Linked DNA regions of Homo sapiens: region 1 is linked to region 2. A link is an interaction called in ENCODE POLR2A ChIA-PET data of the cell type or tissue named here. Cell type or tissue: K562. All regions are shown on one strand. Links, peaks and the distances in the headings refer to the core of each region. The heading gives the core; the rest is flanking DNA. Region 1 overlaps LOC105369625 (a long non-coding RNA gene). Region 2 overlaps VAMP1 (vesicle associated membrane protein 1).

The links. Peaks named below come from ENCODE experiments on the same cell type or tissue, not always from the same donor. Only the 100,000 strongest peaks of a DNase experiment are listed, where the experiment ranks them.
Region 1: POLR2A ChIA-PET joins it to region 2 with 5 read pairs; 3 of 35 experiments call an interaction of 5 or more read pairs at or near these places.

The regions. Positions count from the first base shown.
Region 1 is chr12:6,247,708-6,257,198 of GRCh38, reverse strand. It overlaps LOC105369625 (a long non-coding RNA gene), which reads left to right. Exons shown (of 5, transcript XR_001748979.2): 3 at 8,834-8,976. Among named protein-coding and RNA genes, the nearest start is that of CD9, 52 kb to the right of the region's middle. In K562, for the core only: no CTCF peak of the experiment used is centred there; a DNase peak (open chromatin) is centred at 3,718; H3K27me3 peaks cover 399 bases.
Region 2 is chr12:6,459,836-6,469,326 of GRCh38, reverse strand. It overlaps VAMP1 (vesicle associated membrane protein 1), which reads left to right. Exons shown (of 5, transcript NM_014231.5): 2 at 2,976-3,102; 3 at 3,327-3,485; 4 at 4,386-4,437; 5 at 4,841-7,090. The coding sequence ends at 4,857. TAPBPL (TAP binding protein like) reads right to left here. Exons shown (of 7, transcript NM_018009.5): 6 at 8,389-8,472; 7 at 7,011-7,293. The coding sequence ends at 7,178. Among named protein-coding and RNA genes, the nearest start is that of VAMP1, 6.1 kb to the left of the region's middle. In K562, for the core only: a CTCF peak has its summit at 3,663; a DNase peak (open chromatin) is centred at 3,656.

The DNA.
Region 1 (9,491 bases), core at 1,935-5,934, 210 kb after region 2:
TTGCAATATTTATTTTAATGCAGTGATCTGGAACCGAACCTGCAATGTTCTCTGAGGTATGCCTGTACGCTGAAATAGTTTAAATGTTCTTGTTTATTTTCCTTTTTTCCTTCTTCATTTTTTTTTTTTTTTGAGACGGAGTTTTGCTCTTGTTGCCCAGGCTGGAGTACAATGGCGCGATCTCGGCTCACCGCAACCTCCAGCTCCTGGGTTTAAGCAATTCTTCTGCCTCAGCCTCCCGAGTAGCTGAGATTACAGGCATGCACCACCACACCCGGCTACTTTTGTGTTTTTAGTAGAGACGGAGTTTCTCCATGTTGGTCAGGCTGGTCTCAAACTCCCGACCTCAGGTGATCTGACCGCCTTGGCCTCCCAAAGTGCTGGGATTACAAGCGTGAGCCACTGCGCCTGGCCCTTGTTTATTTTCTTATTGTCTGTTTCCCCCCAATAAAAACATGTTCACAGGCCAGTCTTTTGTTTTGTTCACTCCTGTATCTTCAGTACCTTAGAACAGTGCTTGGCACAGAGTGAGCCCTCAGTAACTATTTTTTTTGTTTGTTTTTTGAGACAGAGTTTCACTCTATCACCCAGGCTGGAATGCAATGGCGCGATCACCGCTCACTGCAACCTCCACCTCCCGGGTTCAAGCGATTCTCCTACCCCAGCCTCCCTAGTAGCTGAGATTACAGGCGCCCACCACCACACCCAGCTAATTTTTTTGTACTTTTAGTAGAGACGGGGTTTCGCCATGTTGGCCAGGCTGGTCTTGAACTCCTGACCTCATGCGATCCGTCCACCTTGGTCTCCCAAAGTGCTGGGATTATAGGCGTGAGCCACCGCACCTGGCCAGTAACTATTTATTAAACAAATCAAGTAATGGATTGTTATTATTATTATTATTATTATTATTATTATTATTATTATTTGAGATGAAGTCTTGCTCTTGTCCCCCAGGCTGGAGTGCAGTGGCACGATCTTGGCTCACTGCAACCTCGGCCTCCCGGGTTCAAGCGATTCTCCTGCCTCAGCCTCCTGAATAGCTGGGATTACAGACGCCTGCCACCAAGCCCAGCTAATTTTTGTAGTTTTAGTAGAGACAGAGTTTCACCATGTTGGCCAGGCTGGTCTAGAACTCCTGATCTCAGGTGATCCACCAGCCTTGGCCTCCCAAAGTGCTAGGATTATAGGCGTGAGCCACCGCACCCAGCCCAAGTAATAGATTATTATGCCCTATGTAATCTAAATCAGATAAAGGGGAAGTGACATCAGGAGGATGTGAGAGACAAGGAGAAGGTGGTAAGGTCAGTGGATGAGAGGTTTTGGGTAGGGTAGGACTGGAGTGAGTTCGAATGACAGAAAGGGATTGGAGACTGTGATGCTTGGATTGAGCTAATGAAGGGTCTCTTTTTTCTACTTTATTGGCTACTTCATCTCAGTCTTCATTGCTGGTTTCTCCTCAACATTTAAAAAATTTAAAAAGTTTAAATGTAGAGATGGGGTCTCAAACCCCTGGGTTCAAGTGGCCCTCCTGCCTCAGCCTCCTGAGGGTCTGGGACTACAGGTGCACCTTTGTAGTGTACACCAGTGCACCTGGCTCCCATCAACATCTCAATCTCTAAAACTGGAGTGAAGTAGTAAAAAAAAAAGTCTGGGACAGTGTTTTTCAAATTGAGAGACACAGCCCATTAGTGGATCATAAAATTAAGTTAGTGGGTTAAAACCAGCATCTATAAAAATGAAATAGAATAGAATAGAATAGAAAATAGCAGAGCACATTGCATGCAGCAAGGATATGTATCATATCATAAAACTTTCATTTCAATTTTATATATGTAGATGTGGATTTTTTGTTTTTGTTTTTGTTTGTTTGTTTTGTTTTTTGGAAATGGAGTCTTGCTCTGTCGTTCAGGCTGGAGTGCAGTGGCACGATCTCAGCTTACTGCAGCCTCCGCTTCCCAGGTTCAAGCGATTCTCTTGCCTCAGCCTCCCGAGTAGCTGCGACTACAGGCACCCGCCACCACGCCCGGCTAATATTTTTGTATTTTTAGTAGAGACAGGGTTTCACTGTGTTAGCCAGGATGGTCTCGATCTCCTGACCTCATGATCCACCCACCTCAGCCTCCTAAAGTGCTGGGATTATAGGCATGAACCACCGTGCCCAGCCAGATGTGTGTATTTCTATATGGTGCCTGTGTGTACTGAGTCACACATATGGTTGGGTCATGGACAAACAAGTTTGAAAGCCTTTGGCCACAGGAGTGAGTGAGGAGGTCAAAAAACTGAGAGGCCAGGTCATTGGAAAGATTTTATCGTAAATCCTGAAATTACCAAGACTTTCTAGGGGTAGTGCTCAAATACAGAAATTTTACCGGGCTTGAAAATCTTCAAGACATGTCCCAGTGAGTCTGTAGATGGTTGCAACGGCCGGTGCTTAGTCCTTTCTCCAAGATCTCTAATTGTACCCTTTCCTGCCCATTCCTGGACTTTGGCCTGCTGCCAGCTCTTTCCTCACTAGTGCACCCCAAACTGCCTTAGTAGCCTGAGCAACCCGCCTCCAACACTCTGGGTCCAGCCCCAGTGCCGAGTTTCCTCATTCATACCTCCTGCTGTCTCCAAGGGCACCTCGTGATCATAGCAGCATAATGACAAGGCTGGCCATCATTTACCGGGTCTCTCCATATGCTCTGTTTGGTAGGAATTGCCCCTCATTTTATTTTATTTATTTATTTATTTTTTGAGATGGAGTTTCGCTCTTGTCGCCCAGGCTGGAGTGCAATGGCACAATCTTGGCTCACTGCAACCTCCGCCTCCCAGGTTCAAGTGATTCTCCTGCCTCAGCCTCCCAAGAAGCTGTGATTACAGGTGGCTGCCACCATGCCTGGCTAATTTTGTATTTTTAGTAGAGTTGGGGTTTCACCATGGGGTCAGGCTGGTCTCGAACTCCTGACCTCAAGTGATCCACCCGCCTCGGCTTCCCAGTGCTGGGATTACAGGCGTGAGCCACTGTGCCCAGCCTGCCCTTCATTTTATAGAGGAGAGCCAGGAGTTTAGAGGTTAAGTGATTTGTCCAAGATCACTCAGTAAGTGTCAGAGCCAGGATTTGATCTCAAGTCTGTCTCCCTCCCTACAAGGCCTTTGCAATGTACCCCACAGCCTCCCTCACCAGTTATCTGAGTCACTCTTGCAGATTCTCACAGCATGAAATTCAGATTTCACGCTTCGATAACAGCTACGAATCACTCCATTTCATGAAGAATGGGGTCTCTCACAGAGTTGAAAATGTTAAAATTCTTTTTTTTTTCCCCCAAGATGGAGTCTTGCTCTGTTGCCCAGGCTGGAGTGTAGTGACACGATCTCGGCCCACTGCAACCTCCACCTTCTGGGTTCAAGCAATTCTCCTGCCTCAGCCTCCCGAATTAGCTGGGATTATGCCCAGCTAATTTTTGTATTTTCTTAGTAGAGACGGGGTTTCACCACGTTGGCCAGACTGGTCTCGAATTCTTGACCGCATGATCTGCCTGCCTCGGCCTCCCAAAGTGTTGGGATCATGGGCATGAGCCACTGTACCCGGCCTGAAAATGTTAAAATTCTTGAATGGCTACTGTCCACACTGCATGTCAACCCTGCCCCCAGAGCTGTGTTGGGGACATAGAGAGAAAGTGAAGACCTGAAGACCCAGCTCCTGGCCTCAGGAGATTACAACCAGAGTACTGGAGACCTTAGAGATTAGACAGGTTATCTGCATTTCACAAATGCCAGCACGGAGGCCTGCGTCACAAAGCAGGAAAGAACAGACGTCTTGGAGCACGAAGTAAGAATCACCTTGTTGCAATTATTTACTGACTCCTGGGTCACTCCCCATCATTTCTTGAAGGTTTTAGTGTCTGGTAAAATATCACTCTCTCTCCAACCCTCTCCCTATAAAATCTTCAAAATACAGATCTCCTGCCCAGCAGTTTATACCTTTCACAGGTTGAGATGATGAAAGTACAATGTGGGGGATAGATGAGTCTGGCTCACAGTGTTAGGGCCACTAAATTGCTGTGTCCCACTTGACTCCGGGTGTCTGGAGGCCACGTGCTCCAGGTGAGGCAGGACCCTCCCAACCCTGGGTGTTGGGGAATGAGTACTGCTTTGCCTGACCTGCCGTGGTAATTCCTCCCACCCTACTTGCCTGGTTTAAGAATGGGCATGTGATCATATCTGGCCAACAGGATGTAAGATGTCTTCTGTGGGAATTCTTTTCTTTCATATTCTTTTCTTTTTTTTGAGAGGGAGTCTCACTCTGTCGCCCAGGCTGGAGTGCAATGGCGTGATCTCAGCTCACTGCAACCTTTGCCTCCCAGGTTCAAGCCATTCTCCCGCCTCAGCCTCCCAAAATGCTGGGATTACAGGAATGAGCCACCGCGCCCGGCTCATGTTCTTAAAAAAGAGACACACTGAAGCTTTTAGACATAGATATCATGATGACATGAAGGCTTGAGTTGTGGTAGCCACCTTGTGTCTTTGAAAGGATAAACACAAAGTCAAAAACCGATGTGCTAAGGATGGTCAACCATGGAACTCCCCCTCCTCGGACCTTCCTGTATGTGACAGAAGTTCCTTATTGCTCAAAAATGTTTGGGTTGGGTGCGGTGGCTCATGCCAGTAATCCCAGCACTTTGGAAGGCCCAGGTGGGTGGATCACTTGAGCCCAAGAGTTCAAGACGAGCCTGGGCAACACGGTGAAACTGTCTCTACAAAAAAATACCCATACACAAGAAAAGTACCCGGGCTTGGTGGGACACGCCTGTAGTCCCAGCTACTCAGGAGGGTGAAGTGGGAGGATCGCTTGAGCCTGGGAGGAGGAGGCTGCAGTGAGCTGTGATTTCGCCACTGCACTCCAGCCTGAGTGACAGAGCAAGACTGTGTCTCAAAAAAAAGTTTGACTTTGGGCTTCTGATGCTTGTCACCCAAAACATCCTCATGTAACGTGCAGCATCAGATGGCCATAGAAGGCCAAGCAAAGTAGCAATGGGTTGCAACGAGGGGTGCAATGCCGGCTGCCGGAGCAGACAAGCCCAGGATTCCTAGTGTTTAGTACAAGATATCCTGACCGGGCGCGGTGGCTCATGCCTGTAATCCCAGCACTTTGGGAGGCTGAGGCGGGCGGATCACGAGGTCAGGAGATCGAGACCATCCTGGCTAACATGGTGAAACCCTATCTCTACTAAAAATACAAAAAATTAGCCAGGCGTGGTGGCAGGTGCCTGTAGTCCCAGCTACTCAGGAGGCTGAGGCAGGAGAATGGCTTGAACCCAGGAGGTGGAGGTTGCAGTGAGCCGAGATCATGCCACTGCATTCCAGACTGGGTGACAGCACGAGACTCCATCTCAAAAAAAAAAAAAAAAAAAAAAGATACCCCTCCCTGCATCCCCGCCAGTGCACAAGCAGTCTTGCTGAGGTGCCTTTCATAAGGCCATTCAGGGATCCAAGATCATTTCTTCCTTCCTCTAGATTCCTCCATTGATCTGTTAGAGGAGAAAGAGCCGAGAAGACACACCTGCTTCTGTGCTGGAAGTTACGCTCACCACTTCCACTTTTATTCCACCAGCAAGAAGTGGTCCCATTATCCCTTGCAGATGCAGGGAGACTGGCTGGGCAGCCCCTTCCAGCACTGACTGCACCCTCCATAAAGGGGGCAGGGCCTCTGACGATCAGCAAGAGGTCTCTGCCACAAGGTCTGATGATGGGTTGAGGAGGCTCTGAGCTGGGCCTTGGAGGGAAGGAAGGACCTCATGAGGAAGAGAGGGAGGGACTCTAGGTGGGTGGTGGTGGGCACAGTATGTGTTAAGGTAAAGAGCTGATTCAGGCCTGGCTCAGTGGCTCACGCATGTAATCCCAGCACTTTGAGAGGCTGAGGCGGGTAGATCACCTGAAGTCAGGAGTTCAAGACCAGCCTGGCCAACGTGGCGAAACCCTGTCTCTACTAAAAATACAAAAATTAGCCAGATGTCATGGCAGGCGCCTGTAATTCCAGCTACTTGGGAGGCTGAGGCACAAGAATTGCTTGAACCTGGGAGGCGGAGGTTTCGGTAAGTCGAGATCGCGCCACTGCACTCCAGCCTGGGTTACAGGGCGAGACTCTATCTCGAAAAAAAAAAAGCTGATTCAAAGGAGATCCAGTTGGGGTAGGGTCTGCATTTGGTGTGAAGAGGTCTATAAATTTGGGTAGAAAGAGAAGACCCAAATATAGGGGCCCTGTGTGTCTGAGTCAATCTACCCTTGTCACGTGTTCCCTGGAGTTAACTTGGAACCGTTGTGCAAGACGGGCTCTATCTGGGTCCCCACCTGTAAAGCATCAGGGATGAGGATGAATCCCACGATGTCCAATGGCATGGGTAAAAGAAGACCTTTTATTTATTTCCGAGGAGGTGGAGTAAGAGAAGGGAAAATTTACAGGTCCAGCAAGGCTCGGCAAGACAGAGTTGTCATGTTCCAGAGAAGGGACCCTGGCATTTATTTGCAGGGCAAATAATGAAAGTAGCCTTATTAAGGGAAGGACCCACAGACTGCTTGGGGCCAGGCAGTCTGGATTTAAGTGCTAACTGGTGACAGCTGCCGGAACAAGCCCAGGCCCCGGAGACTCCTGGACCAGGGAATGCTGCAATTCCCTGTTAAGCTACTAGTTGTGGGAAGCTGAGCTTGGGGTGGCTCCTCCCACTCAGAGAAGGGGAATCCTGGATCCCAATGAGCTCTCCGTGCATGCAACCCAGCTCAGAGTCACTTTCGGACAACCCTGCTCCTGGCACAACTGGAACCCGAGGATTTTGTAATCTTTTGGTGAGGTGGAGTTCAACACTCTTACATTTCAGTCAATAGGATTCCATAGGAAAAATGCCGTGTATTTTGTGTTTCCTATGTGCCAAGCATGTTGTATTTGCATCTGGTAGGTGGAACAAGCAGGGTTTGTGGGTTGCGATCTTAAAGCACCTTTCTTCTGTCTCACGTTTTTCCTAAATTGTGGTCAGTAGGGGTAGTTGTTCCCTGGCTCAAGATAGATATGTGACCAGTCTCAGACTTTCTTGATCCCTTTTAGGGTGAAGTCCCATAGTGACTTCAAGCTGCAAAACACAGTCTTAATTCTAGAATGATGATGCTCAATTGTAGGTAACTGTCAAAGATTCCGATTATATTCAAGTTATGACAGCTTTCCCTCTGCTGGGAGAAGCCAGGCTGTGGGGAAGAGGAGGTGGCCAGCTTTTCCTTTCTTGCTTGCTCACCTCAGGAAAGTTTTAAGAGTCGCCTCTCCACAGCCCCCAGAGTCACCAGCAACAGCTGGGACATGCCCCCTCCTCAAGGTCTGAGCCCCAACTCTGCAGAGCCCCTCCTCTGGGCTTCTAGAATCTGATAATCCCATCTCTTCCTTCTGTTCCGCAGCCCTAGGGCTGCCAGCTGTTTTCCCTGGCTATGATTTCTGCATTACTTCTTTGTTCTCTTAGTGGTTTTTCAATACTTGCTTAACCAGTTTCCTATATTAAATTCTCTCTGATGAATTACCTGTTTTGGATTCTGTTTTCTTGGCTAGACTGTGTTTATACATTGGTTATTCAACAATTTCCAACCTACTACAATTGTAAGGAGATATAAATTATACTAGATATAATAGCTAACTCTTATTATAGAGAAAATGATGAAACATTTGCTTGTGTCAGCCAGGGCCGAAAACATACTCCTCTCCTTGGGAGAGAGAGATTTGAAATAACTGAAGTGCTATTACCCTCCTCCTCTGTATTTGCTTTAAACCCAGAGAGTGGTCAAGATGTCATTCGTGACCAAACGCCTATTACACCTTCCAACACTTTGGTATCTGCAGGAGGATCTGGGAACATGGGAGGTGATGGGGGACTCCGTGCTGGTCCAGAAGGAAATGAAGGGCAGCCTGATATAAAATGGTGGTGGCCACTGAATTTGGGTCTAGGTTTTTCTAGGTCTGGCTGGGGCAGGGTGCATGGCAGAAGAGTTAGAAGTTCCCCTGAGTCTCTTTCAACATCAGGGGATTGTGATGGAGAGGTATCCATGCCAGTGAGGGCTCCCGGAGAAGCTAGAGATAAAGTGTTGCTGATTCCAGCACTGATGGGGACTTGAACTCCTATGTGCTTTCCATCTCCAAGAGCTTAGAGAAATGTGGATCTCCAAGCAAATACTCAGGAAACCAGCTCTCTTGTTTCCAAGAGATTCAGGGGATTCCTAACTTTAATTTGCTGAATACTGTCTTTGCATTTCATCTTCATTCTCCTGCTCATTTTCTTCATCACTGATAACTCTTTTAAGAAAAGATTAAGAAAAGTGGATCAGGGTCGAGTGCAGTGGCTTATATCTATAATACCAGCACTTTGGGCTGAGGTGGGTGGATCACTTGAGGTCAGGAGTTCGAGACAAGCCTGGTCAACATGGCAAAACCGTGTCTCTACTAAAAATACAAAAAATTAGCCGGGCGTAGTGGCGCATGACTGTAATCCCAGCTACTCAGGAGACTGAGGCAGGAGAATTGCTTGAACCCGGGAGGCAGAGGTTGTGGTGAGCCAAGATTGTGCCACTGCACTCCAGGGTGACAGAGTGAGACTCCATCTCAAAAAAATAAATAAATAAATAAAAATTTAAAAAAATGTTGGGATTACAGGTGTGAGCCGCTGTGCCCGGCTCTAATGCTTCTTAACCTTAACTGACTTTCTTTTATGTGCTCCACATTTTTGGTCAGAAGCTTCGGAAATGTCATCAGTTTTAGTGCAGTCTTAAACAAAGCTGTGACTTTACCATAAACCTTAATCAAAGTTGTATCATCTCATGTCAGCATCGTGACTCTGGCCCGCATCCCACTGAGCAACCCCAACTCCTCATGGGAGTTCATGGAAGCCACGGCCACCCAGCATTGCCACAGCAAGAAGGCTCAGGAGGTGCATAACTGATCTGCAGATGAACCCAGCACCTACTCAGGTATATGATCTCTACTGTCTCTCTTTTTTTTTTTTTTTTTTTTTTTCTGGGACAGAGTCTCACTCTGTTGCCCAGGCTGGAGTGTAGTGGTATAATCTCAGCTCACCACAACTTCCACCTCCTGGGTTCAAGTGATTCTCCTGCCTCAGCCTCCCAAGTAGCTGGGACTACAGGCACCCACCATCATGCCCAGATAATTTTGTGTATTTTTAGTAGAGACAGGGTTTCACCATATTAGCCAGGATGGTCTCGATCTCCTGACCTCGTGATCCACCTGCCTTGGCCTCCCAAAGTGCTGGGATTACAGGCGTGAGCCACCACGCCTGGCTCTGGCCTGATATGTTTTATTAGCTCCAATTTATATGAGGAAACTGAGGCCGAAGACACGCTAGTCGAGTGTCTGAGACATAAGTTGTACATAGGTCTATTTCCCATGTCTCTGTGCTTTCTACTGTAACCATGCTCTTCTCCAGGCTGGCTGGAGCTTTGTGGTCCCGGCATCAGTGACCCTTTTC
Region 2 (9,491 bases), core at 1,537-5,536:
GACCTTAATCTTGTCATTGGTGCTACCATCCTGGACTGCTTCCAACACTGGCTGCTACCTACTCATTGAATTTTCTGCCTTAAGTCGAGAGCTAGATTGCTTAGCTAGCTCAGTGGCAGGACAAGAGTCTTGTGGCTCCCATGACTTTGTGTCTATCTTTGCTTTACCTCCTTTGCACCTTAGAGGGAAATGGAAAAGTGATTCTTCAAATGGGGAATGAGTCAGGTGTAATCTGCTACCATAGCCTCTCTGAGGAGTTATTCTCTATCTTTTTAGACTAAAAGAAATTCACTTAATCAAGGAGAATGAGCTTCTGGGTATTAGTTCTATTGTAATTAGTCAAATAATTTCCTTTTAGGTGACTTTGTGGTTTCATTTTTGTTGCATTTACTCTTGGACTGCTCCTGTGAAGTATGTTTGGTGAGATTCTGCTTCTGTTTGAGGAGTTCTTACTGTAATTTCTATTCTCCATCAAATTTGAGAGATCTCCCCCCTGCCTGTGGGTGCTTCCTTGGCCGAGAACATCTCATGACTTAGGTTATACTTCTGGGAATTCTTTAGGAGGTGAGTTTAGCCTCCATGTTTTGGGACATGGAGAGGAGTTTGTCTTGAAGACCACACACTAACTTTGAGTGGTACAGAATGAGAGAACATTCTCTGTGTGTATAGTACAGTAAACCAAGATCTCTCTTTGGGATGTAAGTAACCAAGGGAGTCATCTGAGACTGTCAAATCCAGAAAAGGAAGGGACAGAATGTCTATAATGCATGCACATTGAGGACAATTTCTAGCATTTTTGCTTCCTGTCTATGCTCTTGGAACAGTTTCCATAACTAATGTAATTGCTTTGGGCCCCAGATTCTATCTAAGTGAAACCCCCATTTTCTCTGCCAAAAACAAAGCAAACAAACAGTCCTGACTCACTCCACCTACATAGACTTTGCCTTTGGTGATTTTCCAAGCTGCCCTTATGGCAGCCCTGATTTCCTCATCTTGTGTGAAGCATAACCAATAACTGGGCATATAAACCAATAACCATAACCAATAACTTGAATATAAAAAGGGGTGAGCTGACAGACATTACAGTGTACAGCCTCCCTCCTGGCTCCCTTCACGGACTGGCATTGAGTGTCTGTGGCTTTTCCAGGCGCACGGTGCAAGCTACCAGTGGATCTACCATTCTGGGGTCTGGAGAATGGTGACCTTTTTCTCATAGCTCCACTAGGCAGTGTTCCAGTGGGGACTCTGTGTGGGGGCTCCAACCCCACATGTCCCTTCTGTACTACACTAGCAGAGGTTCTCCATGAGGGCCCTGCCCTTGCAGCAAACTTTTGCCTGGACATCCAGGCGTTTCCATACATCTTCTGAAGTCTAGACGGAGGTTCCCGAACCTCAGTTCTTGCCTTCTGTGCATCTGCAGGCTCAACACCATGTGGAAGCTGCCAAGGCTTGGGGCTTCCACCCTCTGAAGCCACGGCCCGAGCCCTGCATTGGCCCCTCTCAGCCACAGTGGGAGCGGCTGGGACACAGGGCACTAAGTCCCTAGGCTGCACACAGCATGGGGACCCTGGGCCTGGCCCACAAAATAACTTTTTCCTCCTGGGCCTCCAGGCCTGTGATGGGAGGGGCTGCTATGAAGGCTTCTGACATGGCCTGGAGACATTTTCCCCATGGTCTTAGGGGCTAACACTAGGTTCCTTGCTACTTATGCAAATTTCTGCAGCTGCCTTGAATTTCTTCTCAAAAAAATGGTTTTTTTCTTTAGTACTGCGTCTTTTCTTCTGCCAGATACCCTAAATTATCTCTCTCAAGTTCAAAGTTCCACAAATTTCTAGGGCAGGGGCAAAATGCTGCCAGTCTTTTTGCCAAAACATAACAAGAGTCACCTTTGCTTCAGTTCCCAACAAGTTCCTCATCTCCATCTGAGACCACCTCAGCCTGGACCTTATTGTTCATATCACTAACAGCATTTTTGTCAAAGCCATTCAACAAGTCTCTAGGAGGTTCCAAACTTTCCCGCATTTTCCTGTCTTCTTCTGAGCCCTCCAAACTGTTCCATCCTCTCCCTGTTAACCCAGTTCCAAAGTCGCTTCCACATTTTTGGGTATCTTTTCAGCAACACCCCACTCTACTGGTACCAATTTACTGTATTAGTCTGTTTTCATGCTGCTGATAAAGACATACCCAAGACTGGGAAGAAAAAGAGGTTTAATTGGACTTACAGTTCCACATGGCTGGGAAGGCCTCAGAATCATGGCGGCAGGTGAAAGGCACTTCTTACATGGCAGCAGCAAGAGAAAATGTGGAAGAAGCAAAAGCAGAAACCACTGATAAACCCATCAGATCTCATGAGACTTCGTCACTATCACCAGAATAGCACCGGAAAGATGGGCCCCATGATTCAGTTACCTCCCCTGAGTCCCTCCCACAACATGTGGGAATTCTGGGTGATACAATTGAAGTTGAGATTTGGGTGGGGACACAGCCAAACCATATCAGCGGGGAAATGCCATTTAGGACAAGGCTAGGCCATATGTCCCTGTAGCCATCATGGCAGAGGACTTGTTTGAGTTGAGTCAAAGGATAGCCCCAGATGAGATGTCTTGATGCCATCCTGGATGTCCCTGAACCCCATCCAAATGTTGTTGCAGAGTCTTTCATCTTTTACTTCTTGCCTCTATGGTTTGTCTCCCTACTTCAGATTGCCAAGGAGCAAGAATCCATTCTAGTTTTGTATAGCCTAATCATAATTGTTTAAGTGGTTTGGGGTGAGGATGCATGTGAGTCCTTTCTTTTTGTCTGTTTTTTTAGAGATGGGGTCTCGCTATGATGCCCAGGCTGGCCTCGAACTCCTGGGCTCAAGCGCTCCTCCCACTTCAGCCTCTTGAGTAGCTGGGACTACAGGTGTGTGCTACCACGCCCAGCTCCTTTCTTGTCTTGGTCACTTTGTGTACTCTGCACATGTCTTTCCACAGGTCTGCTCCAGCTCAGCCACCTGCTGAAGGGACAGAAGGGACTGCCCCAGGTGGGGGTCCCCCTGGCCCTCCTCCTAACATGACCAGTAACAGACGACTACAGCAAACCCAGGCACAAGTGGAGGAGGTAGGTAGATAGCTGTTTCTCTGAAAGTTTCCAAATCTAGGAGTTTGGAAACAAAAGGGAACTTCTTATCTTTTCTCCTTTTTTCGTAGGAGAATAGTCAAAGGCCCTGAGAGGCAAAGCACCCTTTAGAGTTGCACAGGGCCAGACTTGTGATTCTCTGGTTGTTGTCCTTTCCTCTGTCTCTGGCAGGAAGCTTAGCTGCTTTGTTTCTGTGCCCTCCTCAGGTGGTGGACATCATACGTGTGAACGTGGACAAGGTCCTGGAGAGGGACCAGAAGCTGTCAGAGCTGGATGACCGAGCTGATGCCTTGCAGGCAGGAGCATCACAATTTGAGAGCAGTGCTGCCAAGCTAAAGAGGAAGTATTGGTGGAAAAACTGCAAGGTGAATTTTCTTGTCCCCTCCTCCATCTTTTCCTGGGCTTCCACTGGTAGAAGGCAAGAAAACCCTCAGCTTCTACATTTCTTCCCTCTAATGGTGCAGGATCTCTCTGACCAGCATAACGCTTGGGAGGAAATCTGGAAAGCCTCCTCTTGAGATTGCATTACCCAGAATTGGCCACCAGGGTAGGCTAGAGTATTTAGAACCGCTATCAGGGAAAAAGTGATACCCTGAGGAGTTTGGAATGGTTAGTTAAGGAGCTTTACCCCAAAGGAGTTGCCTGCAAAAAATTTCACCTGTCTCATCCTCAGACACACCCAACATCAGCACAATGGCTCAGGCATATATACATACACACACACACACACACACACACACTATATATACACATATGTATATATACATATATATACATTTATATATATATATACATATATATACATTTATATATATATATACATATATATACATTTATATATATATATACTTTTTTCTTTTTCTTTTAAATCAGCTTTCTCAGATTGAAATATATATTTTTAAATAACTGCAACTTTTGAGAATGAGCTGAACACTTCACAGTGAAAATTGAACTAATTGGTTAAATATCCAGAGTCTGTATCTCTATTGGAATGCCTTCTAAAGCCCCAAGACACCAGGAACTAAGCAAAAAGGAGCTCAATGCAGGTCCTGTGATGAATCTGAAAAGCTACAGACATACTGTGGTTATGATCCCCTGGGAAGCAGAAGGGTAGGGCCTCTCTAAGAGGCCTGCAGGTCTCCTGGGTGATGGGTGGTTTTTTCCATTGTCCCAAGGATGGAAGGAATTCTGTTTCCCACTAGAGATGTGGCTCTTTTCCTCATTCCTGAAATCCAAGGGCTCATTTTTTGTCCATGTTTCCTCAGATGATGATCATGCTGGGAGCCATCTGTGCCATCATCGTGGTAGTTATTGTAAGTAAGTATCGCTGAAGTTGCTGGTGGGGTGAAGAGGTGGGAAGGTCCTGGAGTCTTCTCCCTGCCTGCCTGCCTGCCTGGGGAGTGGGGCTGCTCTGACTGAGGTATGGAGACCGCTGCTATGGGATCGTCACCTGGTTCGGGACGGGGGAAGGGCAGAGACAAGGGATTTCTTTGATGGACAAGCCTTCCCCCTGCAACGCATTGCAGGGAGATGGCGCCTCCTGTTCTGAGGAAGTGGGGCTATGCTGTGTGTCACTGGCTTGGGTTGGAGGGAGACCATGGGGATGGGGCACTTAACAATGGAGAGACCTGAATGTCTGGTAACTTGGTGTAATTCACCCTCTTGTTTTCTCCTGTCTCTTTCTCTTTTCCGTCTGGGACTTCCTGATTCCTGTGTCCAGTCTACTTTTTTACTTGAGAATGTACCACCCCTTCCCTGTTGTCCATTGCCATCCACATTCATGTCCTCTGCCCTCTGTTTGCTCTCTCAACACACTTCCCCACCCACCGTCCTCCATTCCAGCCCAGGCTTCTCCATCACCCATTCCTCCTTTTTCGTTGCGTTCATTTGCACTCTGTCCCTCAACACTAGAAATGCTGCTCGTGGCACAATCTAAGTCATTACCCGAAGAGCAACAGCTGGCGCCTCCTCCCTGCCTGCTTTTTCTGTACTCTCAAGTTCCCCCAAAGCCCCAAAGAGTTGGAGGCCAAGGGAAGGGGCAGGGAGGGGAGTGGCTGAGGCGAAGTACCCATGAAGCTGCCCAGACTTGGGAGGAGAAGAGTATCGGTGCCCATGGTGACTTCTAGAAAACCTGGCCACTGGTAGGAGCTAGGGAGGGGCTGGGAAGATGGCAGCTCACTCAGTACTGCCTGGTCATGTGGAGCTTTCCTTCCTGGACCAGGCCTGAAGAGGGTCCTGGGGGTGGACCAAAGTCCAACTTGGTTTCAGTGCAGTACCCTTTTCGAAAGTAAAAACTTGTTTTTTGTAGTTATTTCTAATCTGTTCGTCCAGGATTTTCCGTGTCTTTGGGGATCTTACAACTTTACTTTGTTCTCCAGAGGCCTGGAGAACACTTAGGGATTGTGAAAATAGCAGGACTTGTTTCCATCCTAGAAGCAGTCCCATGTGCTTCTAGCTGGAAGGAGCTTTCTCTTCTTTACATTTTCTACAGCATTCTGTATGAGGGCACCAAATAAATCCATCTAGCTGGTAGTTTTATCTAGCCAAATAATTTAACCTAGCTCCCAGTTAATTGTTGGCATAAAGAGAGAGATTGCCTGTTAGTTATAGAGAAACAGTGAGTCAAGTGCTTAATTTGAAAGTAACAAGCTCAGAGGAAGCCACTCCTTGCCCTCGTTAAAGAGGGTCCTGTTCCTCTCTTCCTGTTGATGAAGGAGCGTGAGGGTGTTAGCAGTGTGAGATCTTTGGACACCCATGGAATCCTTTCCTCCACACCACCCGTGCACTTGCCAAAGACAGGGATGAGGCAAGTGGTTCTTCCTGGGGCCCGGCCGATCCTCAGGATGCAGAGAAGTCATGTAGACCCACCAGCCCCACCTTGGGGGGAGGCGTGCCAGCCTGTGTCAGGTGTGCTTGTGTATTGCTGTGCTGTCATGGGGCCCTCTCCTTGAGAGCCGCCTCTCTGTTCTTCCTGTAGTATATTCCCCTTTGAACCACCCTTTCCTGTCTGAATTCTACTTTGCCTCCTTTCTCTTCCTCCTCTTTGCATGGTTTGTGTGTATAGACAGTGGAACCTGAGGATGGGATCTGCTCAGCCTATCTTCGGGGCAATTGCTGAGCTTCAGGATGGGCTATTAATGTGGGATAAGCCCAGGTGCAAGGGGAGGAGGGCAGGCTGGGAACAGAGCGGAGAATGCCCATGGCCCTTTATTCCTTCTTCCCTCGGTCCACGAACAGGAAGAGGCTGAGGCCATGCTGGGCAGGGTCTGGATGCCCACTTTCCATGCAGCAGCATTTCATTGCTCAAAACCATCCTTCCTTTCCTTTCGCCCTTGTTTCCCACATTCCCTTCGTCCTGCCCAAGGGCGGGACTGAAGAGCTGGAAGAAAGCAGTCAGTACCCTCCCAACGGCCCCCCTCGAAGGTCTCCACTCTCCTCTGGGCTCCTCCTTGCCTAATGCAGGGGGTCACCGCTGGAGAAGAACCACCACTGTCCTCGATGTGTCCCAAGCCTGGAGCGAATCCGTCCTCTTGGCTCTCCCAGCCCTATCACAGGAATCATTCCTGGGTTTCTGTCCCTCTGAGGCTCACCAGGTGTAGTTGGCCTTGTTCTTTGGGGGTATTAGCCCTTCTACTTTCTTTCTCACCCACCCTGTACCCTCTTCTGTGTGTCTCTGCTATCCCCCTTTCCTCCCACCACCCATGTGCATGAGCAAATGTGCAACAAAACCCTGGGACTTTGCAGTCAAATGAAGCTGAGCTTCCCACATCCCGTTCTTCGGTTTGCCATGAGACGATGTGGGGTTTCCACTGTGTGTCTGTCATCACCTCTTTGTCTTTTTTTCCTAACCCTGATCTCATACTTGTATAGAGTAATAACAACAGTTGTACTTCCACCAAAGGCATGTGGCATATTTACCAATGTCATGTATTCTGAACAAAGGCAAAAAATACAAATTCCTACCATTAAACTGGCTTGGTTGTTGTTTGGGTTGGAGTAGCTGTGGGGGCTTGGGGAAGGGTGTCGTTTCTTTCTAGTAGTCTCATGTCGCTTTAGGTCAGCTGGGCTGGCTTACACGCGCTGTGCGGTCTTCATGGAGATGGGAGCTCTGTGTGTCAGCACAGGAAGTGGTCTCCCAGCGTTCAGCCTGAAGCAGCCCAAGTCCTGTAGGTGCTGGTAAGAGGAAGTGAAGACAGGAAGTTGCGTGGGCATCTCACACTGGCAAACAAGCACAGGTTCCCTCAGGCCTCTTCCATCTGCCTCCTGTGCTCCTTCCTAGGTCCTTGGCCTGCTTGTCCTGTCCCAGGGGATGTGCCCAGATAAGGCTGTCAGTGAACACCCCCTTACCCCCTTTTCCCCATCATCCTCACGTACAGTTTTGGTATGCTGAGTTCCACCGTATTGATTAGGCACATTTTAGAAACGAATAAAAAGGAGAAGTCTCTCCTTGCAGCTGAGGGAGTGAGGCATTTGCAGGTATCCTGAACCTCCCAGCAGTCACCCGAGGGAGCAGAACCCTAATTGCAGCTGAGGTGCAACTGAGATGGAGCCACGGGGGTGCCTCTGAGGGCCTTTGTTTCATACTTAAACACTTTGCAAGTTGGAGCCGCTAGGCTTGGTGACAGGGCTCAGTTGGGACCAGTGTGGAGAAAGACAGGAAAGTGGAAAAGCTTGGTCGCAGCAGACACAAGGGCCTTTTATTTTGACAGAGCTGAGTTTGGGAGGGGTAGCCCAGCCCCAACCCATGCCTCATTGTCCCTCACTTGTTCCTTCTCCATTTCCTCCAGCTTTGTTTTCCTACCGTCACACCACCAACCTGGCTCTTTGGTCTTATCCTCCATCTGGACATTCTGCCTTCTTCTTGTCCCCTCACTTCTTCCTGTTCTCTGCCTTGGTGCATGAGCCCAGGGTGCACAGTGAAGGAAGGCAGAGGCCTCTGCAGAGCCAGGCCCAGTGCCCCATGAGCTGGTGCCACCTTCATGTATTTTTAGCTCTGTGACTTGACTTAGAGTCCTTCTGGGAGCACGTGACTACTCTTTCTTTCTACTCTGAGGCAGGAGAGTGACAGACTTTAGTGAGGTAGCTAGGAGAAAACGAGGGAACACGACTGGTTTCATTTTCATTTAGGGCAAACTCAAAAGCAGGAGGCTGTGATGGGTGGGTGGCTGGAGCTTGGGGCATCTGGGCTTCCACCCTGGTCTGGGCGGGGGGGTGGTTAGAGTGGGTGAGGTGGGCCAGGGCCAGAGCCAAGGGCACCCAGGCTCTTACCTTGCCGTCTCTGAAGCCCCAGGAACATCAGTGCAAGAAGGAAGAGACTGCTGGCAAAGATGACTCCCAAGGCTGTTCTCCGCTCTGTAGGTGAGAGCAACGTGGGCGGGGATCATCGTGCGCAGGAATCATGAGCTGAGCCCTCACCTGCAGTGTCCACCCCAGGGAGGAGGAGCTAAGGATTGTGTGTGTGAGTCCCTGGTTGAGGAGCCTGGAACAAGGCACTCAGCAGCATTTGTTCTTATTCAAGGTTGCTGGATACTTGTGAGTTACTCCACACAGAATTCTCTACCTCTTCCCACCTAAGGACAAGGTTTTAAAAATTGCTTTGCAAGTGAGATTTAGGTGGGTTTATTTGTTAGCACTTAACTTGCCTGGACACAGTGGCTCATGCCTGTAATCCCAGAACTTTGGGAGGCTGAGGTAGGTGGATCACCTGAGGTCAGGAGTTCGAGACCAGCCTGGGCAACATGGTGAAACCCTGTCTGTACAAAAAATACAAAAAATTAACTGGGCATGTTGGTGTGCGCCTGTGGTCCCAGGTACTTGGGAGGCTGAGGTGGGAGAATCACTTGAGCCTGGGAGGCAGAGTTTGCAGTGAGCTGAGATCGTGCCACTGCACTCCAGCCTGGGCGACAGAGTGAGACCCTATCTCAAAACAAAACAAAATAAAACAAAGCAAAACAAAAAACCACCAGTTAACTGGGATTTTGTAAATAGTTGGGGAATGATGTGAGCTGAAGTGAAACCTCAGTTTTGGGGAAGTTCACAGTCTAATGAGCAACCAAATAATGCCCAGTGCTCCTGGATGTTTCCACTTCAAGTTGCGGGTTCTTTCCTGTCCCTTTCCTGCTTAAAACCTCTCGACAGGCAGGGTGCGGTGGCTCATATCTGTAATCCCAGCACTTTGGGAAGCCGAGGCGGACAGATCACCTGAGGTCAGGAGTTTGAGACCAGCCTGGCCATCATGGCGAAACCCCATCTCTACTAAAAACGCAAAATTAGCCAGGCGTGGTGGTGCGCGCCTGTAATCCCAGCTACTTGGGAGGCTGAGGCAAGAGGATGGCTTGAACCCAGGATATGGAGGTTGCAGTGAGCTGAGA